Regions from separate parts of the Mus musculus genome. Here region 1 is linked to region 2. The links are chromatin loops, found by intact Hi-C in ENCODE. Cell type or tissue: left cerebral cortex. All regions are shown on one strand. Region 1 overlaps Grid1 (glutamate receptor, ionotropic, delta 1). Region 2 overlaps Grid1 (glutamate receptor, ionotropic, delta 1).

Region 1 (8,000 bases), 120 kb after region 2:
AGGGGAAGCTGTCTCCCTGTCCTGTCTCAGGTGGGCTGCTTGTTCTGTGCTTATGAAGGTCCACTGGATAAGAATCCCTGAAAGTGAGCCCTGAGCTTTCCTAGCATAAGTGTAGAAGTTATTTGTCTATTTGAGATACCTAGGAAAGTGGCCAGTAAAGAAGACAGAAAGAGCTGACTTTGCTTGTGTCCCACAGGATTTTATACTTTGGGGATAGAGGCAAGAAACACACACACACAATCACAGACACACACAGACACACACAGACACACACACACACACACACACACACACACACACACACACAGACACACACACACACACACACACACACACACACACACACAGACACACACACACACAGACACCACTCACTGAGCCCTCCAAATACTCAGCTGTACATAGCCATTATTACACAGATATAAAAATCTTAGAGATCACTGGTGGACATGTATACAGAAACAGGATTCATCTCCTAATAGAAAGCTGGACACAGTAGGCAGGCTACAGGCAGTATGGACTGAAGGCATGTATAACCATGGAGGAAGAAAAATCTTGTATTGCTGTCCCCCATGCACTTAAATTTATTTTCTATTCTCAAACTGCAACTATTTTCATCTTCAGAGACTCAGGTGTGCTCATTCCCCTGGTCTACACGTACAGAAAAGCCAAGGAAGTTAAAGTAGTAATAGTTTACAATGTGCATACTTTTAGACTTCACATTTCAGCAAAATATTTCTGGCATTCCATTTCAGGGTATGACCTGACCATCACAAGGTATGGGAAAAGACCAAGTCCCTTATCTTCCCCAAGTTCCTGGACTAATAGAATATAGCTGTATCCAGGCACTTGGTATAGGTACACACACACACACACACACTCTATCCAAGCACTTGGTATAGGTACACACACACACACACACACTCTATCCAAGCACTTGGTATAGGTACACACACACACACACACACACACACACACACACACACTTGCACAAATGCACCCCTACACAAACATGCAAGCACCTGTACAACCTGGTTTTGTGACTACCTGTGGACTCCGCAGAACCCTCAGACAGCCATGATTGTTAAGCAAGGGTCTCTGCTTGATTGTGGACTCTTGAGACTGTTTCCCTGTTTCACTTTCATTTTTAAAACATAGTGTTTTTATTATTTTTTGACCTCTACTCCTTCATTCTTACCTACCCAGCATCATCCTCTCTCTCTCTCTCTCTATCTCTCTCTCTCTCTCTCTCTCTCTTTCTCTCCCCCCCCCTCTCTCTCTCTCTCTCTCCCCCCTGGCTCCGGTTCTGGCTCTGGCTCCCAACTTCCCTGCATCAAGTCCAATTTGTATTGCCTGCATACTCTTGGGTGTGAGGCCTCCTCTTAAAGAGAAGCCCTTCCCCTTCTGTAGCTATGAAATGCTACTAGTTCCTCAACAGGGGTGGGACTTTGTCTTCTACCCTATGCTGAGATTTTATCTGACTTACTGTCTCACTGCATTTATCAATAAAGGTAGAGAGAGTACTTCCAGGTCAGATCCCTTTGCTCCTTCCTTCAGGGATCCAGGGGATGCAAGAGAGCTTGGCAGATGGCCTTCACTTGTTTACCTATCTACAAATGCATTGAAATCATTCTTTACTCTTCGACAGTTTCATTCATGCATATAATGAATCTTAGTTATTTTTACCCTCCATTACCTTCTTCCACACCCACTCCTTCTGTTGAGACTCTTCATCTTTCCAGATTTTCCTACTTGCATGTCTTTTTTGTTATGTGACTCACTGAGTTTACTTAGGATTGCTTGATGTGTGTGGTCAGAAGGTATCTACTGAAGCGTATGCCATTCGGCAGTGGTTACAGCGCCGAGGAAAGTGATAGCCCTTCCCCAGGCCACCAAAGCAATGATGCCTTAGGGAATGGCGAGGCTTCATAGACTCTTCCTGTTCCATGATAAAATGTTGAAAGGTCCAGTCTTGCACAGGTCTTGTGCATGTATCTTCACTGAGCTCACGTGCACAATGGCTATGCCACGCTCAGAAGATGTCCTTTTCAACACACCTCTTGTGGCTTGTCCATGCTTCCTGCCTCCTCGTCTGTGACATTCCCCAGGCTTTGCAGGGCGTGGTATAGGTGACTTATTTAAGGCTGAGCACTCCATTATCCCCTGTTCTTAGCACTTTGATAAGTTACGAGTCTCTGCATTAACATGTTTGAATAAGAAGGTTCTCTACTGAAGAGAGTATTACTGATGCATTAATGTGTAAATACCGCAGTATTTACTAGGCAGTTTGAGAACATCTTCATTCAGCAAAACAGTAATAGTTGTCAGTTCCATGCTAGGGTCTATGATCTCCCCAGCCACGAACACTTGACCAGGCTTATAGCAACACGAATGTGGAATGGTCCTCGGATACAGTCACACAACTGTTGGTCACCCCCATAACCTTAACGCCATTATCCCACCAATGTGCCTGCAGACCTTGCTACATCAGTTGTCATTGTAACTCACAGGGTTCATATCTGGACAAGGCAGCTGATGATCTTTCTCTCCTCGCAGTCTTCCTAGCACCTGCTTGCACTGTGAAAGCTAGTCAGACAGGAGGAACCTTTCCTTTCCTTCCATTCCACAATGAGATTTTTCCCCATGTCCTGTGGCTAACATTTGTGGTGTCTTCAGCAATAGAGTATTACTTACTATTAATTTGTGGTGGGGAACTAACAATAGTAACCTATATTGTCTTGGGGGACTCTCAAACTCTCTGACCAACAGTGTTTAGGGAGATAGCCTACAGCTGGCATAGGAGTATTCGTTTAATACTTACGACTTCTTGGAGGAACATTGTCTCAGCATGCAGGGTACCTCCATTCAACCTTCTTTTTCTACGCTTATCAACATTAGGCTTCCATATGGCTTTTTCATATAGTTCTCTCCTACCCCATGTCCTGTTCTCCCATGTGATTCCCCGTAACCCTTTGCACCCACTACTCTCGCCTCCACCATAACATCACTTATATGATACTGTTACTCCTTAAGGTCTTCCTTCCTCCCACTCCTTCCTTTTAAGGAACCCTGTCTATCATCTGGTCTTCACACGTACTCCAAGTTCATCATACTATTGCAATAATTCATAGCTTAGATCTGGCACATGGGTGAGAAAAACATAGCTTTTCTTCTGAGCCCAGGTTACCCTACTCTGGTACTTTCCAGTTCTGCTCATCTTCTGGACAATTTTATAACTTTATTTTTTCCCAGCTGAATAGCATCCTATTATGTATGAATACCATATTTTCTTTATCTGTTCATCAGTCCCATTTTCTGACTATTGTGAATAATGCAGTAATAAATAATGACATGTGAATATATCTGTAGTAGGATATAGAGTCTTCTAAGGGTTTATGTTCAAGAGTGGTAGAGATGGGTCATGTGGCAGTTCTATTTATAGCTTTTCGAGGAGCCTATATGTTGATTTCCATATTGGCCATATCAATCTACACACCTACTAACAGTGCATAAGGATTCTCTCTTCCATACTTTGCTGTTTATGTGGCTAGTATTGAATTTAGAGTTAAACCAAAAATGCAAGACAAGATTAGGTCTTAGTGGAACTATATGCTTGTAGAAGGAGAGACTCAAAACAAATATATGAGGGCTAGAGCAATGGCTCAGTAGTTAAGAGCACAGGCTGCTGTTCCAGAGGTCCTGAGTTAAATTCCCAGTAATCACATGGTGGCTCACAACCATCTATAATGAGATCTGGTGCCCTCTTCTGGCCTGCAGGCACACATGCAGGCAGAACACTGTATACATAATCAATCAATCAATCAATCAATCAATCAATCTTAAAAAACACCAGATATCTGAAAAATAGCAATGTAGCTGTGCATAGATATGATTCTGTGCAGACAATGAGCATAGGGTGCAATGGAGAATGACAAGAGAATGTTTTGAAGCTGGGGATGGCTGAGCTGAGGTCTCAAGTATGAGCACAAACCAGCTCTGTAAATATCAGGGGCATGCACTCTTGGTGGAGGGAATAAAAAGTGCAAAGCCCCGAACTTCGAAGACATTGGCAAGTCTGAGAGTTCAAAGGACGTTCCATGGGACTTGGTGCACAGAGATGGGGAAGAAGTAGGCAAGGAAGAGTCAGGATGTTGCACATTGCCCTGCATGGAGGCCATGATGGAATCAGGGAGAGTCAGAAAATATCAGGATTAACCTTGACTCATCCCCTAACATGTGATCAGTAGAGATCTTGGAGCCCTATTCTCCTGCTTATATAATGTGTGCAGCTGTGGCTGCCCAGGTGCCTGTCCTTGTGCTCTCTCAACCTCCTGTACTTGATTGTATGATATGTGCACACATCTCCTTCCTGGTTCTGAATGCCCAGTGGAGCACATTGTAAATATTTAGCAATTCTCTTCTTGGCCACTCCAGGGCCTGACTTCAGGAGGTACCCAGGGCATGTGGGTGGGGTAAAGACTCAAACATCAGGACTCCAAATTCAGGGATGAGCAGCCTGGCCACTGCCTGGCACTCTGGCGAGCATCCTTGGGAACTGCACTTCTGGTTTAGTGTGGTAAATGCAAAAGCACACCAATGGAGGCTCAGTCAGGAAGTTGTCTGTGCTGGAGCCGACTCAGGTGGACAGCTGTACACCAGGTGCTTGTCACAGGAGGTCACTGGCGGTGCTGCCCAAGGTGACTGGCTTCCTGAAGCTAATGGTGGCAGATTTATCATCTTCTTCCCAGGGGCGAAGATAATGACATAACTTATATTCCCTGTGATTTAGTGACAGCTCCTTCATTTCTCAGAATAGCCAGGAGACTGGATATGGATGGAGGATGGCCTTTTACTATCACTTGAAAAAGCAATATAAGTTGTAGCTGTCCTCATCATCTGGGGCAATGTCTGCTTTAGAAGGAAGATTTAAGGAACACATTCTTGATAGGAAGGCCCTTACTCATGAAGAAAAGAGTAAATAGGCAGAACTTGAGGGCCTACTGTGCCTCAGCACTGTGCAAACTGCTACTAAGACTCAGCACTGAACAAACCAACTACTGTGTTCAGCACTATGCAACACACCTACTATGTCTCAGCACTGTTCAAACCACTTACTTTTACTCTGCTTCAACCCTGTACTGATGCCTCTGCACTGTGCAAATTGCTACTGAAATGTAGCACTGTACAAACCCCCTGCTGTTCTCTGCACTATGCCAAACACCTACTGTGTCACAGCATTGTACAAACCACCATTATGCTTCGGCAATGTGCAAATGTCTCCTGAGCCTCAGACCTGTGCAAAACACTGACTATGCCTCATTACTGTGCAAATAGTCTACTGTGGCCCAACACTGCAAAACCCTCTGTGCCCTACCTGGTCGTGTCCTCACGGAAGTATGCATTATGCCACTAATGGGGCAGTGTAAACACACTCAGGGACAGTTCTTTCTGCTATCTCTCACTCTCCATGATAGCCCCCCTGTGCTGCTCTCAGAGAGCGCTTCTCCCAGCAAGAGATAGTTTAGAAATGACTGCATGAAAATATAGTGTTCAAAGGAAGAAGAAAATCCCGTTTCCAATTTCCAGTTCAGCTGGCAGCTGGGCTAGGTGACATTTGAATCCACTTATATTTGCCCTTTCGCTCAGTTACTTCACGAATGTTGCTGAGTGCCTACTATGTATTTGGCTTGGTGCTAGGCGTGGTGTCAAGACACCAACATGGCATCTCTTATTTGCTGCATTCTTGGTCTAGAGGGGCAGAGAGGCAGGCAAGTCTTCCCAGTGCCCCTCACTAATGCAATAATCTGTCCTTCAGATGGGGACCATTGGCACTGGGTTTAGTAGAGAAAGAAGTAATAATATACTCGGGCATAGAGCCCTGGCTAGGGGACGTACTGTATGGTAGGGAGTCAGGAGGGAGACAGAGGTGGGAAGATGTCACTGGTGAGCCAGGTAGGGCCTGGGTGGCAAGTCGGTCCCTTTGCATTATGCACAGTTGCAATATTCCATCCTGTAGGCAATGACACCAGAGGAGGTGCTGAATGGGCCAGAGGCCACACTGGATGAGTTTCCTTGGCAGAGAAACACTAACAATGGCTTAGAGTCTGGGGACTGGTTAGAAGCTGTCGTGGCCATGCAGATGAGATGGTGTGAGGAAGCATGCTTGTCTAGGGAGCCTTGAGCCTGGCTGAGTCCACCCCCTGACTCCTCCATGCCTGCAGCTATACCTGGTACTTGAAAATGGCTGGAGGAAAATGAGCCCGGGTGTAGCTTGGTTGACCTCTGGGTTCATCCCCCACTCCCTGCCCGATCATTGTAATTTGCCCTCAGTGCCGCCTGATATATTCTCCTGGGCACTTGGTGCCATGTGTTCCCTCTACTGAGATCTCCATAATGTACCTCTACTTAATGTTTCCTGATCTTCTGTTAAATTTGCTTTACGAGTAAGTAGGCTTTGCTTTTAGAGCAGTTTTGTGTTTGTAGAAAGTATGGAGAGGTCCATGTGTCCCTCTCCCTTTTCTTGTTTCTCCTGTTATTAATATCTCACATCACTGAGATAAGCTTGGTGGCCTGTACTGATGAGCTGTTAGTCACCGTGCGTATAGTTTACATGAGGATTCTATCTTGTGTGTCCATTCTCTGGGCATGGATACATCTCTATCAGCATGTGTCTCCCATTACAGCCTCCACCAGAGTGCTCTGCAGTTTTCCGTTCATCTCTCTACTTCTCCACACCCTGGGCAGCTACGGTTTTAGATTGTCTGCATGGTTTTTCATTTTTTAGATTGCCATGTATCAGTAGTCATATGGTTTATGGCCTTGTTAGCTTGACTTTCTTTGCTTGGCAAAAGCATATCATAGCACTCTGTGCCATTTCATGGCTTGATTGTCCATTTCTTCTTAGTACCGAATAATATTCCATTGTCTGAATGTACCACAGTTTTTCTGTTCACCTAGTGAAGGACATTTGGCCAGCTTCCAAGTTTTGGTGTCTTTGAATGAAGCTGCTATAGACATAAATACCTGGCTTTTAAAATGTAACGAGAGAACTGGAACAAGAAGGACAGCAGATTCCTGTCTCTGTTGTCACACTCACTGGCTTCTATCACTAGTAGGCACTAGTCTCTCTTCTGCCCCAGTTTTCTGCATGAAGGCCTTTGTGCTGTCTCCTAAGGATGTTGGAAGCCAGTCCCTGTCTCATACTGCAGGAGGAAACTTCAGTAGGGATGAACATGCTTCAGCACCTCATATCTTTCTATAAGTCTTTATTGACATGTTCTAATTCTCTGACTCGCTTGCTCTCGATTCAGCCCATGTTTTGACTCCCATTTTTGGCCTTTCCTTTAAGCAAAACTCTGAAATGGTTATCTGGAATTCATGCTTTCATTCCCTCCGTGGTCAGTATTATAGTTAGCTTGACAAAAGACACCATCATCTCAAGGACGATTCTCTTGCATGTCTGTGGGAGATTGTCCAATTGATGTGGGAAGACTTGCATACTTCATGGTAGTGCCAGTTCCCAGGCAGCTGATCCTACAGATTATAGTTATCGAGACATTGAGTTGAACACTAGCATACGTGCATTTATTGCTCTCTGCTTCTTGATTACAGATATAATGTAACATCTGTCTCAAGCTGTGGCCACTATGACTTATTACAGTGATAGACCTGACATGTGAGACACAGTAAACTCATTCTCTCCTGAGTTGCTCTTGTCAAAGTATTTTATACAGTAGCAGGTAAAACAAACAAACAAACAAACAAACAAACAAACAAACACAGAACCAAAACCAAACGAAAGAAACAAACAAAAAACCCCAAACAAAAACCAAAGGTACCCTCTCTTCTTATTCCCTCACTGAACATTTCTGGAGCAGATGTTGGCAATGCCTGGGCCTCACATTCACCTCTGTCAATGCCTGGACTGCCTGCATTCATGTCCCCAAGCCCCAGTTCTGCCTGATCCAGCAGGCTCGAGTGTGGGAAGACTAGCACAACTG
Region 2 (8,000 bases):
ATTTAACATTTTTGAAAATGAAACTCAAGTCGGAAACTTCAATGTCAATTTAGAAACCAAACACCCCAACACCATGGTATTCAGAGTTATACTAGTTTTGTTCTTGAATGCCAAGAAAAGATGGCAGAAGAATGTTGAAAGTTTGAGTTTTCCATAATTAAACCATTACCTCTCTGCAGGAGCAGAAAACTTCATCTGTACAGTCAGAATACTGCAGTTTAAGAGCTGCAATCGTCTTGAACCTGGGATGAGGTGTTTAGGTGGTGGTCTTTGACATGACGTGGACATGATGTCGGCATGCAAAGCGTGTGCGTTGTGTGTTCAGAACCAAGGCATTAGTAACACTGTCTTACCACCATGGGAGAGCGCTACTGGAACCCCTTTGATGCTTTGCATCTTGGATTTTGAATTAATTTTTGGATGATATGCATTCAGAAACTTTATACTGTTGCCAGGTTTTCTTGTGACCTGATTCAGGATAACAAGCCATAGAGCAAGAAGCTGGGTACCTTGGGTATGTTGATTGCACCTGTAACCCAAGCCCTGGCGAGATGGAGGAGGCGGCTCAGGAATTCAAAGACAGTTTCAGCTACATGGCGTGCTTGAGGATGCCTGGACTATATATGCTCATGTTTCAAGGAAAAAATAGAAAACAATCCGGGTAGTGGTGGGTCATGCCTTAATCCTAGCACTTTAAGCCAGGCAGAGGCAGGCAAAGTTTTGAGTTTGAGGCTAGTCTGGTCTACACAGCTACTTCTAGGACAGCTAAGGTTACACAAAGGATCCCTGTCTCAATAAACCAAACCAAACCAAACCAAACCAAACCAAACCAAATCAAACCATCACCACCAACAAAAATGAAGCCATGTTCTAGGATACTCAGCTTTTAGCCCAGTCATGGGGCAACAACCTATGATTTGAGACTTTCCTTAACTTCTTGCAAAGGATGCCAGCTGATGGCGGGGCAGTCCCTACCCACATTCATAAGCTACTTCCTCATCTTCAGGGCTGTATTTCCACTTGACCTTTTTTCCCCTCACATTTTTTCCCATTGAATTTGTGTATATTTACTTTGTTCTCAACATCTGTCTTTATCCAACTAAAATGAAACTTCCAGACAAAGAGTTTAGTTTAAAATAATTTTATTTTAAGTTGACATGCAATTGCACTTATTTGTGAGGGCACATGTGACATTTACACACATGTACATGATGTTTTGATGATCAAATTAGAGTAACTGCAATATTTGTTACCTGGGATATTACCCAAAAAAAGATGATATCATTTATTTGTGTTGGGAACTGTACTGGGTAGTTTTGTGTCAACTTGACACAGCTGGAGTTATCACAGAGAAAGGAGCTTCAGTTGAGGAAATGCCTCCATGAGATCCAACTGTAAGGCATTTTCTCAATTAGTGATCAAGGGGGAAAGGCCCCTTGTGGGTGGGACCATCTCTGGGCTGGTAGTCTTGGTTCTATAAGAAAGCAGGCTGAGCAAGCCAGGGGAAGCAAGCCAGTAAAGAACATCCCTCCATGGCTTCTGCATCAGCTCCTGCTTTCTGACCTGCTTGAGTTCCAGTTCTGACTTCCTTTGGTGATGAACAGCAGTATGGAAGTGTAAGCTGAATAAACCCTTTCCTCCCCAATTTGCTTCTTGGTCATGATGTTTGTGCAGGAATAGAAACCCTGACTAAGACAGGAACCTCAGAGCTCTATTAGCTCTTTTGAAACTTACAATTAAATGTTTGCAACTCTGGTTATCCTCTTAGAGTAGAGGAAATCATTCTTGCTACCAATCTTCACCAGGTAGGATTTTAACTTTTCAGTATTGAACAGTGCTGCTTTTGTACCATTTAGAACAGCTGTTGGCACTTAGTAGGTGCTCATTTGATATCCGGTAGGTAAAGGAGGTAGTTGGTATTTTTACCTGGCACACTGGGCATTTAGTTTCCCAAGGAGCATCCTCTTTTGTGATGCTGGGATCGAACACAGAGCTTTGCGTATGAGGGATAAATCATGGATAAACCACTGAGCTCTGCTCCGCCCAAGCATTTGCTTCTTTCCTTGAGATTTCCAGTTATAACTGTAGCACCTCCCTTTTAACCATATCTGGGGATGTCCGAGGGAAGCACCCTTCTCTTCCCATCTCCTGCAGAGAAGAATCCTAAGCGCCCCCCAACCTCTGAGAAGGCTCCTTCCTCCGCCGGTTCCCTGGTTTCAATGAGTGGCGAAACTGTTGCTAACACAGCGTGATGGCCTTGGTGCTGCTGAGATTTGGATGATCAGTTCGGCTACTCTCAAAGGACTCCGTTCCACCCTGACTTGACTTTTCCTGGGCAGGCTGATGACTCTGTCTGATTTTTCATTTTCTCATTTTGATAGGGAGGATAATAAAAACGCCCACTTCAGAGGGTTCCTGTGAGGCTAAAATGAAATGATGGATTTGAGAATGGCACAGATCCCTGAGGTCACAGACTGTTCCTCATTTTCTTGCTCCTCCTGGGCTGCCCTGAGCACTCGGCCTGAGGTTTAGGTAGGCACACAGACACTGAGCAGACGGTTCTGGGAGGCCTGGAGTCTGGTGTCCCACCTCTGCCCTGAAGGCAGTGCATTCTGAACTGTAGTGGGGAGCAGGGTCTGCTCAGGTAGGAGGCAGCTGTGTATACAATGCCAGGGCGAGGGGCTGGGGAGGTATCTCCGCGGGCAAAGTTCTTGCTGCTTAAACATGAGGACTTGAGTTTTATTCCTAGCAATCCATGTAAAACCAACACAGTGGTACACATGACATCTGTAACCCAGTTTTGGGCAGGGAGAAATACAGGTAGATCTGGGGGTTTTGTTGCAGTATGAAGCTAGAACATTTTATTTTGGTGGCAGCTTCTAATCTAAGTACCAGTGAGGAGGCGTTGGCAGGGGTAATGGGGCCACTGAGTACCAGAGGTCAGGCCATTACTACATGGGCAGTATTGTGTCTCCTCTGCCAGCATCTCTGAACCCTCTTCCTTGCTGGGAGTTACCCTGTGATGAATCTGGCTTGGTGGCCAGTAATCCGTGTAAGAGGGCTGCGACTCTGAAACCAGCCTTCATTGTCTAAGGGCTGGCAGTGCCACAGGAACCTGGACACATGACTTTTGACTTAAACTCTTATGGATATAGTTTCTCCTTGCTTATTCATGTCTCTACTTAATGCACACACCCAGAGAGGATCTATAGATGCTTCCGAAAGTGCTGAAAGACGGTGAGGTTAAGAAGCAGCAGACTTAGGAAAACAAGATGGTGGCTGCAGCCGAAAAGGCTGTGCTGGCTGGGAGGGCGATGGGCATGCCCGTGGTCATTTGTCTAGGAAAGCATGGACAAACAGCGGTAAAGATGTCAGTAGTGAGACAGAGTGGATGGTGGCCCCAGCTTGCCTCTGAAGCCAGTGAAGAGGGGAGTTGGATTTGCATTTTCTCAGGCAAACATCTCACAGCCTTGCTAGGACAGATTAGAACTCTTCGTTTTAGGTGGGGATGGTAGAGCATCAGGCTCTGCCTCTGTGGAAGGGTTTTTTTTTTTTTTTTTTTTTTTTGGCCTGGTCCAAAGGTCCTAGGATCTGTTCCTGGTCAGGCCAGCATGTTTGATATATAGTTGTTCATTAAGTTCAGCATCCCACCTGTGCACACCAGTTCTATTGGCCATGGGCCTATGGATGGCCACTGCTTGGAGACCTGAAGGGAAGCAGAGCTTGGGATCAGTATATCCCAGTGTGATCTAGACACCATCTACGACAGAGGCTGTGAAATGTATCACAAAGCTGCGTTAGTGCTCAGGACAGTTCTGTAAGTATGAGGGAGCCTGACGAAGTGAGGAGTGCTGATCAGGAGTGGAGGATAATGTGGGGTGTCAGGGTTACCTTGTGTTTCTAGGGTGATGGGAAAGCAAAGAGAGATTATTACTTGTTTTTATTTTGGGCTTTGGAATAATTTATTATTTTGTAAGTTATGCACAAAATGATATTATTGCTGAAAAAACTTGCATGTGAAAAGTAGCTCCTTGCCTTCCTGTAGTGCTCTCTAGAGGAATAAAGCCACTTGCTGGGCATGCAGCATGGATACACGGGTGTCCCCATCCTAGGCCTGGCACAGCAGACAAACCGGCAGGACAGTGTCACCTATATTGTAAAAAAACCCCGATGTATTTGTATATGTGCGTGTGTGTGTCTGTCTCTGTCTCTGTCTCTTTCTCTCTCTCTCTGTTTGTGTGTGTGTGCAGGCTCCAGAGGTCAGAGGAGGGTGCTAATTCCCCTGGAGGGCTGGGAACTACACACCAGTCCTCTGAAAGAGCCACAAGTGCACTTAACTCCTGAGCCATGATGTCTCCATCCCACCTTTGAGACATTTCTTACCTGGACTTCTGGGCTCTGGCTCCTCGTCCCTGGCTTGTTTCTCTTCCCTGCTCCATGCTTGCTCTGCAGCCTTCCACCAGGTGGACAGCTGTGATCTTTGTTTGTCTACTTTGTCAGTTCAGCATCCTATTGTGCCTTGCTGTCGCACAATACCGTGGTACACCCTGCATAGACATCTCTGTGAGCATATGTCTCTGGGGATTAGTTGCTAGAAAGCCGAGATGCTGGATCACAGGAATGCTTTTCAAATTCTAAGACTAGACGAAGGTGGTGAGATGCCAGTTCCCTAAATAAGGCGGCAGGAGGAGCGCGGGACCTGTTCTGGTTCTTGTTTTTCTCGGGGACACAGAGGGTGCTGACTTTTGGGGTGCCATGCTGTTGAAGAGAACTGTCATCAGGCAGGACAGCAAACCCAGCATGCAGAGTTAGAGAACCAGAGGAGATGAATCTGGGGTCCTCTGTGGTCTACAGTAGCTTGGGGGAGGAGCAGGTTTCGGATAGAGTCACTTGTAGCATTGTGTGTAGGAAGCAGGTGGTGAGGAGAGATAATCCCTGTGTGTCCTATCCTGAGGGACCTCATCTCTTTAGTATGGGGAGGCACCCTGACATGAGGTTCCAGAGGAGAGGTACTGGGGTCTCAGACATTGTGGCCCAGGGCTGAGGAAAGGCTGACATAAGCACACAGCTCTAGACTGAGCTGCACAGCCCAGGCTCAGGATCTGGACACACACATTAATTTGGGGAATAGAATCAAGGCACTCTCAAGGATAGCCAGAGCTGGTTTGAGCTGAAACAGGCTGCATCTATTGGCTGTGGCAGGAAAGGTGCTTAGCTCTGGGTCCTGCACAGGGAAATGCCTTTGGGTGACTGAAGAAGGCATGAGCTGTGCCTCCCCATGCTTCCCAGAGGCACTTGGTTCAGCTTCACTGATGGTTCGTAAACAGGTGATGTGTCCTGCAGAAGAAGACTAAAACATTCACTGTGTAGTTGCTCTGTGCCAAACCCAGCCCGATCTGCAGCTCAGTCTCGCAGCCACTCAGCAAGGTAGGCCTCTGCCAGCAGCGCCTGCCTCTCGGCTCCAGCTGCCAGTGAGGATTTAAACTGCAAACCCGTATTCTCATTCTCCTGACTGCCCCCACCCCCTAACATGAGCTACAGGTGGGTGTGTTCTGGGCACTGTGCCCTGGCATGCAGAGGGAGGCAGGGGATGGGCAGGCAAGCATCTCAGAGTATCTGAGACAGGAGAGGTTGGAGTTGCTGGGGTGGCATTTTCTGACTGTCATGCCCTCCCTCTCCTTATAGTCTCTGCTTCTTGTCACCCCACATTTTTGTAACTCTTAAGAGTTCTATGATATGATAATTTACAAAGGGGCAGTCACAGTGGGGAGCCAACAGGCTGGGGCTTAGGATTTAGGAGGCTCATTCTTACTGTGGAAACTTGTGGGATTTTGTTAGGAGGGTCACATGGTTCTCTGACATTGCCAGTGTCACCATAGATTCTTATCATCTAGATCAAGTTCAGTATGCTCTTGGAAAGTCAACCTTTTTGTTATTGAAAAATGAGCAGGTCACACAAATGTGCATGCCAGCTGTCTTTAGGTACACAGAACCGTGGCAATGAGCACACACAGGTTGTTGGATAACATCACTAACACCCATCTCTAGAACTGTCTCATTTTCTCCAGCTGATACTCAGTGCAGGCCCTGGTGACTACCACTCTCCTCATTTCTATGCATTTGACCATTTTAGGCTCCTGTGCTGACACCCGTGTCTGTGTTATATTCTCTCTTCTGAGTGACTGAAGTGGGTTTCTCTGCCTGCCTGGGCCCTACATGGTGCATATCCCTCACTGGTACATGAAGGTCTCATGACAAGGATGGGAAGAGGTCCAGAAGGATGCAGAGTCTCCCTCTCCTTTGGACCCTCATGCCCGTGATGTGGTCCCTCAGGATAGGACACACAGGAGTGACCTCTCCACACCCTTTTCACCAACTTTTGTCATGGGCTTCTTTCACTTAGCATAATTTTGAAGCCTCAGCCTTGTTGTAACATGTGTCGGCCTCTCCTTTTAAAGACTGAATACATTCCATTATATGGTGGGCCACACCCATCTGTCCATCCATCCATCCATCCGTCCATAGACACGTTGGGTGCTCCAGCCTACTGTCTAATGTGTTTTCTTAGCCAGTTGAGACTGTGTCTCTAGATCCTCATGGATAGCCACCTGATGTGGAGGTGTCCCATGTTGGTGTACATGTGTGTGCACTGTGGATTTACATGCTATACTTCTTATATAGATAGCATCCACACATTCCTCAAAACTTCCCAGGTCATCTCCCTTAAACTCATTGCCCTTCCAATGGCTCTTCTTCAGAAGTTCTTGTCTTTTTGTATATCCCATGTGTTACTTACCCTTCCCAACCTCTTTTCTCATCACTCCTGTGCTCCAAGGCAAGGGGAACAACTTCTATTCCATCACCCAGAGGGGAAGATTTAATATGGGGAAGCCTGACAGATATCATCCCAGATGGGGTGGAAGCACTCAAGCTAACTCTGGGTGGTTGCCAAGACTTCAGTGTTGGAGGGATGAGTGGAAGAACTGGTCCTAGAGTCAGGACCATGTGGCAAGAGCTGCGATCTCATAGAGGTGCCATTTCAAGGATGCTGGCAGCATGAAAAATCCCCAGCTACAGCCCTCCACAGCAGACTTAGAGTGATAGAGAAGTGCATGGCTTCTTCCCTCTTCAGGGGTTAGCTCAGCTTCTCACTCATGGTTGTGAGTGAAAGGCTACTGAGTCTGGGGTGGGAGTCTTTCTTTTTTTCTTTCTTGGAGCAGGAATCAGCATTTCACAGGGGTTAGATGTAGGGCACACTAGCTGAGACTTCCATTCTCAAGGACTTGCCTGCCAGCCCCTGCTTTGCCCTCATCAAGTACCTTACTGTCTGATAGCCATCTTGTCATTAAGACTCCTTGTTTAGAAGCCTTTTGTATCTCCTGTTTCCTACCAAACAGGTTGTCTTTCCTCTAGGTCTATAGTCCTTTATGTGTCTAACACCAGGTCACTGGGCCATAATCACCAAATATGTTTATACACATACATACATACATACATACATACATACATACACACATGTACACACATATGTTTTCACATATGTAGGAACATATGTAATTATGTGCATGTCCACACTCATACACAAATATACATATGCACCAGTGTGCACCCACACATTTCTGGTGCCTGTGGTAATTAAATTCAGAGGCAGAGATGAATGTACTCTGTGGCGACCTATGAATCTTGCTAAGACTCACCAAGAAAGATCAATAAATTTGCCTCCTTCCTTCTAAGCTGGCATAGATAACTGGAGGGATCAAGGGCAGCTCAAGATGAAATTCTTTGTATGCTTCCCCATTAGCTAGGCTCTTGTGAGGCCAGGAGGTAGGGGGCCATCATGTGCCTGCAGACCTGTAGGATAGGGCTGGGGCCTGGGGTCTACTTGGAGCTTCCTTGAGCTTCAGTTCTTATTACGGTACCCAAGAACCCTGCTACAAGCCAGGCTATATCATGGAGCCCTGCCTCAGCTTCCCCCGCACTCTTGCACAGGGCCGAGCCCC

Evidence for each region. Hi-C counts contacts between places; a loop is a spot of excess contacts. Peaks named below come from ENCODE experiments on the same cell type or tissue, not always from the same donor. Only the 100,000 strongest peaks of a DNase experiment are listed, where the experiment ranks them.
Region 1: a loop joins it to region 2, with 2.0 times the contacts of the local background. A loop is called at or near these places in 2 of 42 quality-filtered maps.

Annotation. Positions count from the first base shown.
Region 1 is chr14:35,075,056-35,083,055 of GRCm38, forward strand. All of the region lies in intron 4 of Grid1 (glutamate receptor, ionotropic, delta 1), which reads left to right. Among named protein-coding and RNA genes, the nearest start is that of Gm41133, 55 kb to the right of the region's middle. In left cerebral cortex, a CTCF peak has its summit at 3,781 (motif pointing left); no DNase peak of the experiment used is centred here.
Region 2 is chr14:34,954,929-34,962,928 of GRCm38, forward strand. The region is part of intron 3 of Grid1 (glutamate receptor, ionotropic, delta 1); the gene reads left to right. Among named protein-coding and RNA genes, the nearest start is that of Mir346, 64 kb to the left of the region's middle. In left cerebral cortex, no CTCF peak of the experiment used is centred here; DNase peaks (open chromatin) are centred at 4,640 and 5,491.